Regions from separate parts of the Homo sapiens genome. Here region 2 is linked to region 1. The links are chromatin loops, found by intact Hi-C in ENCODE. Cell type or tissue: dorsolateral prefrontal cortex. All regions are shown on one strand.

The links. A loop is a pair of places that touch in the nucleus more often than their neighbours do. Peaks named below come from ENCODE experiments on the same cell type or tissue, not always from the same donor. Only the 100,000 strongest peaks of a DNase experiment are listed, where the experiment ranks them.
Region 2: it touches region 1 in a loop (2.1-fold over the local background); 32 of 110 quality-filtered maps call a loop at or near these places.

What each region holds. Positions count from the first base shown.
Region 1 is chr6:68,965,236-68,973,235 of GRCh38, forward strand. The region is part of intron 8 of ADGRB3 (adhesion G protein-coupled receptor B3); the gene reads left to right. Among named protein-coding and RNA genes, the nearest start is that of ADGRB3, 330 kb to the left of the region's middle. RefSeq lists an enhancer at 2,842-3,136. In dorsolateral prefrontal cortex, a CTCF peak has its summit at 3,018 (motif pointing left); DNase peaks (open chromatin) are centred at 2,716 and 3,036; H3K27ac peaks cover 2,640 bases.
Region 2 is chr6:68,880,433-68,888,432 of GRCh38, forward strand. The region is part of intron 3 of ADGRB3 (adhesion G protein-coupled receptor B3); the gene reads left to right. Among named protein-coding and RNA genes, the nearest start is that of ADGRB3, 250 kb to the left of the region's middle. In dorsolateral prefrontal cortex, no CTCF peak of the experiment used is centred here; no DNase peak of the experiment used is centred here.

The DNA of each region.
Region 1 (8,000 bases):
TCTTCTTTTTCCCACAGACCTTAGCAGCAGCATGAATTCTTCACATGAGTAGGTACCACCTTGGAAATTAGAGCTGTAAGTCATTGAGCACAGACACTGGATCCGTCTTATTTTCCTCTGCATCCTCCAGCACAGGGAATTCCCCAAACACAAGAATTCATGAATTGCCAACAAGCGAATTTTGAAATGTGGGTTCTTGAGTAGTACATGTTTTTTTTTTGTGTGTGTGTATATCAGCTCTATAGTTTAGAATCAATTTCTTTTTAATGCTGAAATTCTAGCATATGGGGTAAAAACTAATTTTCCACACAAAATTGATTTAAGCCCTGTATCATTTCTGCTCTTTTTAAGAGACAGAAAATCAGTTTGAATAGACAGATTAACAGCTAATCACTAGGTAATTGCTACCTTACTTTAAGGGGCATGCTAACTACATACTTGTGACTTCAAGTATAGTTGTATCTTACAAATGGATTTTTATATCTTTGCACTAGTAAGAGCAAACAGTGAGATCTTTGAGCTGATGAACAAAGTTACTATTCCTTTTAGCTAAGGCATACAAAGAGAGAATCCTTCCTATTGCTGCACAATCGTATGCTTTTATGTTCAGTCTAGAGAGCAGCCTCAGCTAGTTTATTTTCTAATTTACAAAACACACACAAGTGCCATTAAACAGAAAAAATAATTAAAACAAATCTCTATCTCTAGCTTGTTTTCTTCTGGAGCTTGGATTCCATCATATATATCAATTAACTTTTTTATAATACCTGTATGTGCCTAGATATGTCAAACTCAAAACTATTTTCGGCATCTCCTCTCCCAAGTCATCTCTTCCTCACATGTTGTAGTTCAGGGTCTCGCTAGCACATAAGATATCCTTCCTGGAAACCTGAGTTCTGTGTTTTATTTCTTTATCCTCCTCACCTCTTACATACAATCAGCCATAGTGCTGAGCCCATTCTACCTCCTAAATAAATTTTGAATTAATCTACATCCTATGATTCTTCATCCCTTCCCTAATTACATCATTTAGATTGTGGTAGGCCTCCCTGTCTTCAGCTCTCTTTCTTTCAACCCTTTCTCCAAACTGCAGGCATAGCAAGCATTTAAAACATTGTCATAAATTTCCCTTGCCCCTAATATAAAGTCAAGATCCTTGCTTACCTCATCATATATTACCCCTCCTCCTGCTGAATCACCCACCTCTACTTATCCCCAACTTTACACTTTACCCTTTCTGAAACGGTCACCTTCTTGGTTATTCCCAGTTCTCTTTGCTCCCTGGATTTTCCCACATGTGGTTCCCAGGACACACTCTCCCCTTCTTCATTGGTGGAAGTCCTGCTTCTCCTTTACACCTCAACCTGGACATCCCTCTGGAAATCTTCCACTGACACACTCTTCCCTAAGGTACTCCCAGAGCAGCCAGGGCTTCTCAGCTTAGAGTGGGCATCCTGTGTACTGTAATTCCTCAAATTATCATCTTTATGACCATTTTAGGAGTCAAGAGACATCGACTATTCTTACTTAGCCTTTTCTATGTGTAGTATTTAACAAGGTGACTGGGATATGCTGGGTGCCCAGTAAATATTTGTTGAATGAATGAATTCTATAAGTGGCACTGAGAAGTACCTAGAAAGATCCCACTACTGGGGAATTCATAAAGATGAGATGGCAGAAAATCAATTGTTATTTTAATGTCTAAAGCTATTTTGCTTTTGGTATAAGCATAAATCGACCTATTTTCTGAGATAGACTCTTCAAAGAATGCCAAGTCACCTTTGATAAAATAGTTAAAGCAGCTGTACCGTTTGACATTACTACTAAAAAGCTGAAAACCCTGGACCAGTTTGCACCTGTGAATCTATGATTTCCCCTGCCATCTTCCTTTTTAAAAATAATAATAATTTGTGTAGTGGATTTCTGTCTCCAAGAAGCACAATGAATCCAAGGCTTCATAAATTTACTGTGGAACAAAACAAAAAGTTGTTGACATCTCTAGGTTTAAAAAATTATTGACTTTTGCTTTTCATTTTGTTTGGCTGTTTGTAGGCAGACCAAACTGATAGTCATTAAGAAGATAAAATTCAGTAATAGAAAGATGTGGTTGGTCAAAGGAAAACAACTATTTAATCAGCTTCTTCCTGAACCAGAGTGAGGATGTGTGTAGGGCACATTGGGGGATTCTAAAAAATGGTCCTATAGGATCTTAGTAAGTCAGATATAGCCCTCCAAGGCCAAACTTAGTCATTACATGATACCCTGGAAACATCTTTTGACTAATTTTTAAGGTAACTGTAGTAGCTAACCTCCCTATCTTTCTGCTCCTAACTGGACACGGCTATCTACTGCTAGAGGATCCACCCCCCACCTCCACCCCCGCCCCACACACAACGTCTACAGTATTTTTGCAAAATCATCTTCATTCTCTGCGATCTTAAGAAATAGGGTAATTCAAAAACAGATCTAGCCAAAAGAGAAAAATAAATCAGCTAAAAACATGTATAGATGTTACAAGGTGACAGGAAAGTGCTTTGGAGAAAGATAAAGGAGAGGAAGGGGTGGGAGTGTTTGAGGGGCAGTCAGTGGGGTCTGAGAATGTGAGGTTTGAGAAAAGATTGAAGGCGGGAAAGACATGAGTCATGCAGACATGTTTGAGGGGGAGGAAGCGGGGGATAGTCAAAGCAGAAAGAACCTGCACACAAGCTCTGAGGTTGCAGTCGGCCTGTAGTACTGAAGAAGGGTGGAGAAGGCCTGTGCAGCTGGTGGGAAGCTGTGACAGTGGAGCAAGGAAGAGGAGAGGTAAGCTGTAACTGATGCTAGTTTAATCATTAAACATTGTACTTGCATGAAGAGAGGACGTTTTATTTTTCCCCAACTATTTGCCTTAAAAAAAAAATGAAGCATTGACTTATTTCACATATTTACTCTTACTCCCCACCTTGATTTTGAACCCATCAGATTCCGCAGCCGGCCCAGTAAACATTTCACCCTACTGGCTCACTAGTGCCATCTAGTGGCTAAGGTTTGCAATGACCACATTTTCTAACTACACATTTGACCGTGGGGGAGGGGCAGGGAGCAACGAAGTACCTTTTGCCAGAATAATACTAAGTGTGAAAAACTTTCTGATACCCCGACAGGGAAATGAAGAAGTTCATGATACAAATTGAATCTTCGTTTTCTTATGTCACGACTGAATCAGGAAATCTAGTATTCAACTATAGCAACAGGTTTTATTAAATGTGTTTCAAAGTTCACCAATGGAACTAAAGGAAATTTGAATTTCAAAGCATTGAAAACCAAAAAGATAGTACAAGTGAAGCAAAAGTGAAAGATTATAAATGAAGAGATAATGAGGGAGATAATAAACAGAAGTGGGATGTATGGATGGAGCAAAAAGAATAATCAAATATGACAGTCAGATTAGATTAACTATTGCCATGTCATTATTAAAAACGGACGAGTCGTTGTATCTAGAATTCAATTATGTAATAACCTATTCATGATGTATTTTTTGAACTTTAACATTTGTCCTAATTCTCCTTCTTTTAGTATTCTATAATAGTTTTTGGTTGGCATTTATAGAAACATGAATATCATTTATTACACTACTGTCCAACATAGTTGTTATTTCAATTTAAATGTACATTAACTAAAATCAAATAAAATCCAAAATTCACTTCTCAATTGCACTAGCCACATTTTCCTAGCACCTACCATACTGAACAGTGAAAATATAAAACATTTCTATCATTGAAAAAATTTTATTGGACAGTGCTGGTATGTTATTTCCCCAGTAAAAGTGATTTCTTTAATGAAAGTGTTTTGAACACATACTGTATACTAGATACCACTGTAGTTCATTACAACAGATTAAAAAGATAAAGTAAAACCTGGCTAGTCTAAAAAGCAACACTGGGGAATTGGGGAGGTTCACAGATATAACCAAGTATTTTCAATCTGTTGTGAGAAGGGCTATAATATTCATATATTCAATAACTGAGATATTAGGAAAGAGTTATTGGAGAATACATCATTTAAGCAGCATTTTAAGGATAAATAGGAATTTTACCCCTCAAAATAAGAATATCCATGGGTTTCACATCTGTGGATTGAACCAACCACAGATCAAAAATATTCAGGAAAATTAACTGTGTGGCTGCTGCATAGGAGAGTAAATATGAGCCGTGATGGGAATGGTAGGCTACAGCCCTTATGAGCAGGGCCTTTGGATCACACTAAGCACAGCTATCTTAGTTCTTTCTGTGTTATCCTGTCAGTACTGGAGAAGCATGGGAGGGTTTTAAGCAGAAAATTGTGGGATTAAACTTTATCTTAGAGATTACTCTTTTGATGTGGCATGAAAATTGGATTAAGGGGGCAGATGGAGGAGAACAGTACCACTTACTACCCAGCTCCTCAACTCAGAAAGCAAGCATCATCCTTGACCCCTTTGTCTTCCTAAATTCTCACATAGTTTTGTCTACCTCTTCAATTTACCTTGTATCCACCAATTTTTCTCATCTTTAGTCTAATCATCCTACCTAAAGCCATCAATGTTTCAGGGTTGAAGCACTGCACTGGTCTCCTCCACGGCATTGGCCATCTATTCTACCCACAGAAGGCAAACTATCTTAAAATTTAAAATTGAATCATTTCACTTTTTTAGAACCCTTCAATGGCTGCCCATGTGGCCCTATAGGCTCTAATCATGGCCTCTCTCACCAGACCATTACTCTATACTTGGTCTTACTCTTCTCCTTCCAGCCCTGCTGAACTCGATGCCCCAAGCTCTTCCTTGCTTCAAGGCCTTTGCACAAATTGTTTCCTCTGCCTGGAGCATTTATTGTACCGCACACTGCCAGTTTTAATTATATGTCACTTTCTCCAGGAAGCCTTCCTTGATTCTTCAGTTTTTAGGTTAAAATAGCACCCTGTACTTACTATTTGAAGTGCTCATCATAATTGTACTCAAGTAATTTTTTGTTTCACCTTGCCTCCTCCCTTTGACTAAAAGAATGTCTAGGCAGACTACTTTTCTTTTCTTCTTTCTTTTTTTTTTTTTAAATGGAATCTTGATCTGTCACCCAGGCTGGAGTGCAGTGACACGATCTTGGCTCACTGCAAACCCTGCCTCCCGGGTTCAAGCAATTCTTCTGCTTCAGCACCTGTAGCTGGGATCTTCCTCCTTCTGCTTCAGCACCTGTAGCAGGGACTACAGGTGCACGCCACCACACCCAGCTAATTGTTGTATTTTTAGTAGAGATGGGGTTTCATCAGGCTGGTCTTGAACTCCTGACCTCATGATCTGCCCGCCTTGGCCTCCCAAAGTGCTGGGATTACAGGCATGAGCCACTGTGCCTGTCCCAGACTGCATTTCTTATGCACCATTGGTTCTTCTAAAGCAGGGCCTAGCACCATGTTACATTAACAGGGCCTAGCTCTAGCACATATTAGGTAAAAATGTAGCCTAGCACATGTTAGTGCTAGCACAGGTCCTAGGACACAGGCCCAACACATGTGAGGTAAGTGCATGAAATAACCAATGAGGTTGTTCCCCTAATTTAACCAGGACAGAATGAATGCCTGGGTGAGTGGTGGAGGTAAAATCATGGAAGGTTAAGAGTAAGATAAGGATGACTAGAAGATGGATCCAATGGTTTTAGTTACGGGAACAAGATTGTAGTACCATTAGCAGAGTTAGGAATTTCAAGGAGAGGAAACAAGCAGCATTGTGGAGAATAATACTGGGAATTGAAGTGTGAGCAGCTTCACCTGAGATTTCTTTGGAATAGCCAAGTAAAAAATGCCACTCAGAAACTGGCTACGCCAGCCTAAACCCAAGAAAGATACCTGAACCAAAGAAACACATATAGTTGGCCGTCAGTATTCATGGGTTTCATCTCTGTGGATTGAACCAACCACAAATCAAATATTCAGAAAAAAATGACGTCTGTATTGAACATGTACAAAGTTTTTTCTAGTCATTATTTCCTAAACAATACAGTATAGCAACTATTTATATAGCATTTACATTGAGTTAAATATTATAAATAGTATATAGATGATGTCTTATGGTACAGTCATACCTTGGTTCCAGGACCCTGTGTCTACTAAAATCCTGTCTACTCAATGCCTGCAGACCACCCTGCAGAATCTGTGTGTTGGAAAAGTCTGCCCTTCTTAGATGCAGGTCTCACATCTTGCCAATATCGTATTTTCAATAAGTGTTTAGTTGAAAAAAATCCACATATAAGTGGACCCATGCAGCTCAAACCTGTGTTGTTCAAGGATTAACTGTGTACAGGAGGAAGAGCGTAGGTTTCAAATACTATACCATTTTATATCAGGGAGTTGAGCATCAGTGAATTTTGGTATCTGCAGGAGATCCTGGTACAAATCCCCCATAGATGACAGGGATGACTGTATGTGTTCCTAATACATAGTGGAAGTAGAAGGCATGTGTCCAGGCATGACTGCCATATAACAAGCGAAGTGTGGGATCAGAAACCAACTGATTACATACTTATTGAGGCTCCAACATTTACTAACTTTTCTTCTTTTCCACCGCTTCCCCTTCATTGGCATTAATCTGGGCACCACGAGTTTCATAGCAGTACCTTCCCTCACCACTGTCTGGTCTCTGGGCTTTGCCTTTTCTTCCTGACGCTGCTGCTGCTCTCCCTAGGAGACACTTCCAAGGACCTCTGTGGCCCGCTGGTGGGAGGCAGGATGGGGCAGCAGGGCCAGGAGCATGTGCTCTCCAAAGGGTGGGGCACAGATGCAACAGGCAGTGAAGTAGCTCTGGCTTACTAACCTTTGGGACCAGTGTGGGAATGTGTGGTTATTGGTGCTTCACTACTGGTGGCTGCTGTATCTCTTAGTTTATTTTCCTGTTGTTTCTATTCCCAAGATATTGAAGGAGTTAGCCCTACCTAGTGGCTGCCCCTACCCTCACTTGAGTTGTAGATTTTTTTGTGATTAGTTTTATTTTATTATTTTATATTTTTGATTTATGATAGGTCCTCTCCTACTCATCACCACCATTCCCAAGCCAAACTGTGACAAATCCAGTTCTTGTGTCCTGGGAAAGGGCCTTGCCAACCTCAGCACAGCTCTCCTGCCCCATTTAACAGCCCAGGTGCTTTGATGGAGCCAGGAGGGCATGGCCAGGCTCCCGAATGGGGAGGGTTTGGAGCACCTGGCAAAATGACTCCTCCCCATCCAACCTCCCCCTCCTGCACTCAGTTTCTCCTCTGGATTCAATATGTAATAAAGTTTGGAATTTGAAGAAGAAAAGTAGTTCATTTGCTTCTCTGTGCTTCTGTTTTCCCATGTGATAAATAAGGATCATAGTCACCTCTAACTCATAGGTGCTAACTCGTAGGTGGTTGGGAGAGAGCAAATGTGTCCATGCATGTAAAACTCTCCAAAAGGGCTTAATAAATACTAATATGATTATATTACTATTATTAATATGCTTGAAATTATCCAAGAAAAACACCTAACGTAAGGAAGAAGTAAGGTATGAATGATTCTGAGAAGGACACAAAGAATGAGACAAAGAAAGAATGCTCTGAGGGGTTGGTGGAGGAGTGTTGGAGAATGGCTTAAGATGCTGAAGAAAGTATTTCCAAGAAGGTGAGAAAAGTCAAAATATAGTGGTACAGACAAGGCCCAGACTGTGTGAGACTAAGATGAGGTTTGTTGGTAGATCATTGGTAAGGTTAGGAGGAGACAGCTTATGAAAGTGGGGCTGGTGAAGGTTGAATTAACTGCTAAACCCTCCACCAAGCAAAGAGGACACAAATTGAAAACATTGCCTATGTGTTTTAATGGGAACATGGAATAAATAAATGAATATATATTTACATATACTCAGAGGGAGAGGACTATCTTAAACAATTCAAGGTCATGAAGAGTATATGTGGGAAAAGAAAAGGAAGATGACTGAGGAGTGTGGATTCTAGGATCCAGTCCTGCTGACACCTCCACCA
Region 2 (8,000 bases), 85 kb before region 1:
GACTGACAAAACTTCTTTTGCAATAAGTTTAAAAAATTACCTTTTTTGCCATCCCACCCTCCAAAACATCCCTCTCCATTCCATCTAGCAACACTCCTATTCAAGCTTGCTGGATGTGCTGTGAATCCTGAGGGACTCCTGAAGCTAATTCATACTACAGCGTAAATAACTTCTGGGTCAATGCTCCCCAAGGGGTTTGTACTTTATAAGGAAGTCATTTATGGAAGGTGCCAGAGGGAACTTTGCAATTGAACTTTGCAATTCAAATGAAAGGTGGGGCTTTTTTCCACAGAGCATCTCCAGGAAAAAAGCCAACAGAGCTATTGTCCCCCAAAACAAATTAATATATATAGTTCATTCACAAATTCATTCTACAAATATTGGCTGCCTATCATATTCTAGTCATTGTTGATGTTTTTCTTTTTCTCATATAAATGTATTTCTTACTTTAAAAAAGAGGCCAAGGAATATAAAGGAATATAAAGCTAATAAAAAATTCAGCCCTATTTGTATAAATTTTACAAGTCATTAAAAAGTCGGTGAGAAAAATTTTATTTTTTATGTTTTTTTAAGTGGTCATTTGTTGGTTGGAAACTATGATTAGAAACAGTTTTCCCTCTTTGCCAGGTAAGTACTATGCTCTAGGAGGGCTAATAGGATGGTTATATTGCCTAGTGAAGAGATCTGGGGCAAGCAGCTTAACCCAGGTATACCCCCAGGTTTTAAACTACCATTCCTTATAAAGTTTTTTTTTTTCAAATAAATACTATACATTGGATATTTTACATATTTAGCATCAAATCCACAGTTATGTGACTGATAAAATACAAATCTTGCCTCCTTCTCATATTTTCCGTGTGTTGCAGAGTGATCTCTCTCAAATGCCAACCTATTTATTAAGTCTTGTATCTGATTTTCCACCTTCAATATATGCCTTTTTTCCACATTTAGTACAATGCTGGCATGTAGTAGATGCCCAGTTTGTAGATATTGAGTAGCTGAACTATATTCAATTCAGTATATATTCCCTGAATATACATTGGCATGCAAGGCAGTGTACTCACGAGTACACGGATGACTAAGACACATTCTTTCTCTTCTTGTAGTTTTGCATTTAGTAAGTGTGGATATTTGGGGATAAGTCATGACAAAAATCCTAATAAAAGCCAACCATTCAAGCCAAAGAGAGTCAGTCGGGAACAAGTGGCTATGGGAATTTAGTCTCTGACACCAGAAATCATAGCCTCTCAGAAATTACAGTTCACTGTGGAACACTTTAGTGTTTTGGAAGGTAGCTCTGTCTTTCAATGGCTAGCTTTTAATCAGCTTTTTGAAATAAATGAATAAAACACCCTTTGTTTCATTTATGTGTGTGCTTCAGTTTAAAGTAGTAAAAACAATGATCATATTCATCTGTTCCATACAAGAGTCGACAAAATATTGGATACATATTTAAGTATTACCATAATTATAGTTTTTATTTCATTAGGCAACTTACATCGAGATTTTTATGTACACAGGTCTGTGACTATAATAATCCATTCCTAATTGCTTATGTGGAATCTATGAATCCTTCCTTGTACAGTATTTTGTTCTCCTAGGTGTTGATAAACTAGAGCCGTTAGCAAGCTTTTATGTTCTCTTAAAGGTTATTTGACTTTGATTTAGAAATGTTACATTCCCATTCATTTCATGAATATTCTCTAATGCTTTTTCTAAACCTGGGACATAATATGGATCTTACTTCTACAGAAAATTATGGAGATTATCAGTAATTGCTCTATTACAACCACAAGGAAAAATATATTTAGATTGTAGAGTCCCAAGGTATTTCAAAAACATACTTTGAAGTAGTGACTCAATATTGGTAATGTATGTAGTTTGCATACAAATAATAAGTATTATACTTTCATGTATAACATTTAAACCACAGGATACTGAAGTTCTCATTTCCTGTTGGGAATTTTCCATGTGAATATAGGACTGTTCCTCTATCTGAAGAGCTAGAGATTTCCCTTTTATCATATTGAGCATACAATGAAATGATCATGTTTTGATTTTTTTAATTATCATCTCAAAGGTTTTAAAAGAATTATATGCTTCCTTTACATTGCATTATCTGATTCTATCCAGTGATAATGTCCTATATAGTTATCTCTCTAAATTGAAGGTGACTGAATGGGATGATTTTCTTTTTTGTAGTGGCTCCTAGACTCCTCCCTTAAGTCCTGGCATGCAAGTCCTCAATCATAACTGATACCAATTATTTCAGGGTATTCTCTGTGGCAGTACAGATTTCCTCCTCTTCCCTACTTTTATTATAAACAGTTTATACAACACCTAAAAAGCCCTTCTGAAATAATGTGATATGAAAGAGTCCCTTAATGGTTATTTCCCTGGAAGACCAACTAGGTAAGCACATAGTCCCATTTACTACCACTTCTATTACTAGTTTTTTTTTTGTTTTGTTTTGTTTTTTGAGACAGAGTCTTGGTCTGTCGCCCAGGCTGGAGTGCAGTGGTGCGATCTCTGCTTACTGCAAGCTCTGCTTCCTGGGTTCACGCCATTCTCCTGCCTCAGCCTCCGGAGTAGCTGGGACTACAGGTGCCCGCCACAATTACCAGCTAATTTTTTTGTATTTTTAGTAGAGACAGGGTTTCACTGTGTTAGCCAGGATGGTCTAGCTAAAGGATTGTAAATACACCAATCAGCACCCTGTCTATCTCAAGGTTTGTAAAGGCACCAATCAGTGCTCTGTGTCTAATCTGGTGAGGACTTGGAGAACTTTTGTCTAGCTAGAGGATTGTAAATGCACCAATTAGCACCCTGTCAAAACGGACCAATCAGCGCTCTGTAAAATGGACCAATCAGCTCTCTGTAAAATGGACCAACCAGCTCTCTGTAAAATGGGCCAATCAGCAGGATGTGGGTGGGGTCAGATAAGGGAATAAAAGCAGGCTGCAGCACCAGCTGCGGCAATCAGGTTGCGTCTCCTTCCACGTTGTAGGAGCTTTGTTTATTTGCTCTTTGCAATAAATCTTGTTGCTTCTCGCTCATTGGGTCTGTACTGCCTTTATGAGCTGTAACACTCACCACAAAGGTCTGCAGCTTCACTCTTGAGGTCAGCGAGACCACGAACTCACTGGGAGGAGTGAACAACTCTGGACTGGAGGAATGAACAACTCCAGAGGCACTGCCTTAAAAGCTGTAACACTCACCGCAAAGGTCTGCACCTTCACTCCTGAAGCCAGCGAGACCACGAACCCACCAGAAGGAAGAAACTCTGAACATGTTTGAACATGAGAAGGAACAAACGCCGGACACGTCACCTTTATAGAACTGTAACACTCACCGCCAGGGTCTGCGGCTTCATTCTTGAAGTCGGTGAGACAAAGAACCCACCAATTCTGGACACAGAAATACTGAGGCAAGATAGTTACAACTATATGTATCTCATCAATTTAATTAAAATTGGAATTAATAAGGCTTGAACTTAATAATTTAAGGGTACTTCCAAGGTTGCTGTCCTGTCAATGGATATTTGTTTGATGGTGTGAACAAGAAAGCAGAATTAAAAGATATTTTAAAAAATGATTTGACTAGAATTCAGAGTGCTTTGTTTGGCACTAAATGTGACACCTGAGCTCCTTCTCTCTCTTGCGAATGAGATCATGGCTTTGGTTTCCATGATTTCCAAGGTTCATTTATTTTTTAAATCGACTTACTTTTAGATTCAATATAGGCTTTAACATATACTCTTTCACTTCCTTAGTAGGTACTTTATGAGCACTTCGTTCATGTAAGGCACAGTGCCAGGCACGGGGATGTGTCAGGAGAGTGAAGAGCTCCTTTGCTCATGGGCTCAGGGTTTGGGGGAGACAAACATTACATAATTACACAAATAAATAGAAACTGTGATAAGCGCTGCAAAGACATCATGGAGGGTGTCAGGAGATAAAATAATAGATTGACCTAAATTGGATTGAGAGTGAGAACATGTCTCTCAGAGAGTAAGAGCTTTAGGCTGAAACCCGGGGAGTGAGAAAAAATTAGTTGAAAAATAAAGCATAAGTTAGTATTTCAGGCAGAGGAAAAAGTTAACAGAAAACCCCTGAGACATGAAATCACCCAGAGTTTAGGACATGGTCTGAGATGAGGTTGGAGACAGTGGGCAGAAACTACATCATGGGAAGCCTGAGGTCAGAGTAGGGGCTTTTATCCTAGATACAACGAAAATCTGGCAGTGAAAGAGATAGAGAAAAACAGGTAGGTGTGGGGAGGAGTTGTGCGCAATACACAAAACATAAGATGCTGAATGGGTGAGAGGTTTGGCTTTCTTCATTTTTGTGTTTTGTAAAAATTTGGCCTTTTTGGAAAGGTCAGATTCTTGGGAGATAATTTCAGACAACAGTACATGTGGAATTTGAGCATCTTGAAAATGTTTTTTAAAAGGCTTCCTATACCTCCTAGAAGTACTCATACATCAATTTGAAGATCACTGATATAAAACCCAGTACCTAATCTTAGGAAGTTGGTAATATAGGTAGAGAGATAAGTCACAAGCATATGAAAAGTTAATCATAAAATATTTAAATAACAGTTCAATACAATAATAAACTATAATAAGCAAAGTGTATGAAATTGCCATGTTTAATTGCTTAATTAATTGTGCAGAAAATGATTGGTCAGAGGTCCCCAGTGGTCAGGGCATTTTTTGGGGATCTTATAAAACTGGGAGAATTTGAATGGTCTGAAGGAAGGATTTGTGATATTTCAAGACTAACAGTAATATTTATTGAGGGAGAAAATTGAAAGATGTTTTTGAGTGCCTACAATTTGGTGAAATGATTAGAAGATAGTTTGATTACAAAGAGTATGGAATGCGACCTTCTCCAGGTTAATTTTTTTAATTAAAAATTTTAAATAATATTAATTGAACATATTATGTATTTATGGGGTACAATGTGATGTTTTAACATATGTTTACATTTGTGGAATGATTAAGTCAAACTAATTGACGAAAATCTATCACCACACATACTTGTTTCTTTGTGGTGAAAACATTTAAAATCCTTTTAGTAGTTTTGAAATAGACAGTATATATTTATCACATGCTCAGTAAAATGGCGAGGCACAGAAGGACAAATGCTGCATGATCTCACTTGTATGTAGATTCTTAAAGTGTTGAACTCATGGAAGTAGAGTACAATGGTGGCTACCAGAAGCCAGGAGTAGGGGATTGGATACAGAAAGGGGAGATATTGATCAAAGATACAAAATTTCAGTTAGCCTTCAGAAATTGTACTACACTTTGTGGGTCCTGGGTATCCACTGTAGACTTTGGAGTAGGGAAATACTAGGATAAAATTGACATGTTAAACGTATCCAGGGAAAACCTGACAAAGGGATTTGAAAGAGGAAATGGTCAAATTTAGAGGCTTAGAGTCAAAATCCTAGACTAAGGCAATAAATAGCTTATGTAATGGATATGAAAATGGAAAGAAGGAAGGAATATTTTTGAAACGTCCAGTGAAAATAAAACAACACAAAACAAAAAGACAAGATTGGGTAATTATTTGGATATAGACCCTCAAGGAAAAGTGAAGAGTCCTAGAAAACAATTTTGTGCCCTATAAACGTTAGGAATGGTTTTTGTGATTATTTAATCAATTTGCTTGTTACAGTAATAGTAGTGTTAGCAGTGGAAATCTCAGAACCAGGAGCTGAAAGTACCTGTATCTCCACTGTTGTCAAATTCTGGTATTTAGACTTGCTTGTACTTGCAAGCTGGTGTTTACCTTGCTGGACATTATTTAGTCACTCTCATTAACCAATATTTTACCTAAAGTACAGTACTCATTACCAAACCTAAAGTATAGTACTCATTACTTAGTGACCAAACTTCTTTAATGTAATTCTTCATATGTCTCTCTTCTAACAGGAGCAACTTGGGCAATAATGACCCCCATTAATGCTGTAACTTTTCTCTATCCAGAAAGTAAAAGTAGAAAATTAGCAGAAATATGGACTGTCTCACATATACTTCTTCTTTTTATTCACTAACAGCTTTCCAATATCATAGATACACCTAAGCACAGTTCATTCCCAAACAATGAAGTATAATACATAACCTCCAACCAGAATATTGTCTTGTTTACTTTTTAGGCAATGTTTCAAAGTGCTGTTTAAATACATATTTTAGCAAAATGAACCCAGATTCAGAAAACTAAAGAGCAAAAATAATTAGATTAAGAAATCATCCTTAACTGTAACATTCAAATAGAACCATTGTTCATGTTTTACCACATATCCTCTCAGCTTATTTTCTCTGTGTATACATAAAATATCACTTTTGTTATGGAAATGAGATTTTATGTCTAAAAATATAATCGCTTTATATGTACTGTTCTGTGACCTGCTTTTTCAATTCATTATTTCTGTGAATGTCTCCTGAATTAATAATTGTAGAATAACATCATCCCTATAACTTCAATGAAAGTTCTAGTAACCTTCTGGTTTTGTAAGTCTGGGTGGTTTGCAATATTTTATATTATAAATACAATTATCTAATAATATTTGCATACTCACCTAAAAAGATATAGGAATATTTTATAACTCTGTTGTAAATATATATATATACACACACACACACACATACATATATGTGGGTATTAACGCAATTCTTTATCACCTTAGAGTAAGTTTCTAAAAGCGATATTGTTAGTTCAAAGTTGTGCAGCTTTAAGATTTAAAAATATTTTCAAATTGCCTTATATAGTTCCATTTTTTCTCCCCCCAACAGGATATGTAAACACCCATCCCCTCACTCTTTCAACAATAGAAAAAATGGGCTTAACCATTGATACGTATCCTTGCAGTCTATTAGCTAGTACATGATATCTTTTGAGTTTTGGCTTGCATTTGAGGGGGAATTACTTGTAGGTAAACATTATTTTATGTGTATTGGTTTTTTATGTTTTTACTTTTTGAACTGCCTGTTCACATTCTTGGCACATTTTCCACCAGAGAGGTCAAACTAATTTCTTAAGTACTATTTTCCGGTTAGCAGACAACATAACGAGTTTCAACAGCTTATTAAAATAGTGGAGTTTCTTACATCTGCTATTATAATGGAAAAAAATTTCTGTGCCATGATAAAAAATCAAGATGCTAAATATCTAGTGTTGTCTAACTTTAATATTTCCAATTTGACTTAACTCTTTGTTTAATATCTGTTTTACTTAAAATGAGTGATAACATTTATCAACATTGTCTTATGTAATTTATTTTTTTATGAGGATTATATTTTTAAAAACACCTAAAATATATTAAAGGGAAGTGTATACAACAAAATATTTCTTGTGAAAGCCAAAAGTTAAGTGGCTGCCCTATATTGCCACTAAAGGTGAACCTTATTTTCAACTGTATCAGATATGTGGCACAATGTGGAAAATTTCCAAGTTCGTTATGAACAATCATAAAACCCAAAATCCCCACTCACACACTTGATGGCTGACAAGAGCTGAGTTTTCACCCTTCTCATATTGGTGCTCCTTTCCAAGTATTGTGCTTTCTGCCAAAGTAATGCTTTTTCATTTTAGTACAAAATCTTAGTTACTTAAAGAGTATAAAAACCTATTCCTCTCATAGCTAGAGGCTTATGTGAAAAGTAAAGGATGAGGGACAATTTGAGATTGACAATGGGAGATCAGATTGCAGTGGAGCTCATGGAACAATCAAGTTAGAGTCCTCAAGAGAGGGTAGGAAGAAAATGTTTATGCACAGCACTGATAATCACCATTCCCAAATGTCTACAGAAGATCCATGACAACAGTGACTTATTAATGCAGTTCAATAAATGTTTTCTTATATTTATAATAAGAGATACGGTAATAGCATTAAATAATTTGTTTCGTAATGGACGGTTGAATTCATTCTTGTATTTTTCCCATATAATTGTGGAAGAGAGAGAAATCACAAGTGTCTGTGCATTTGATCAT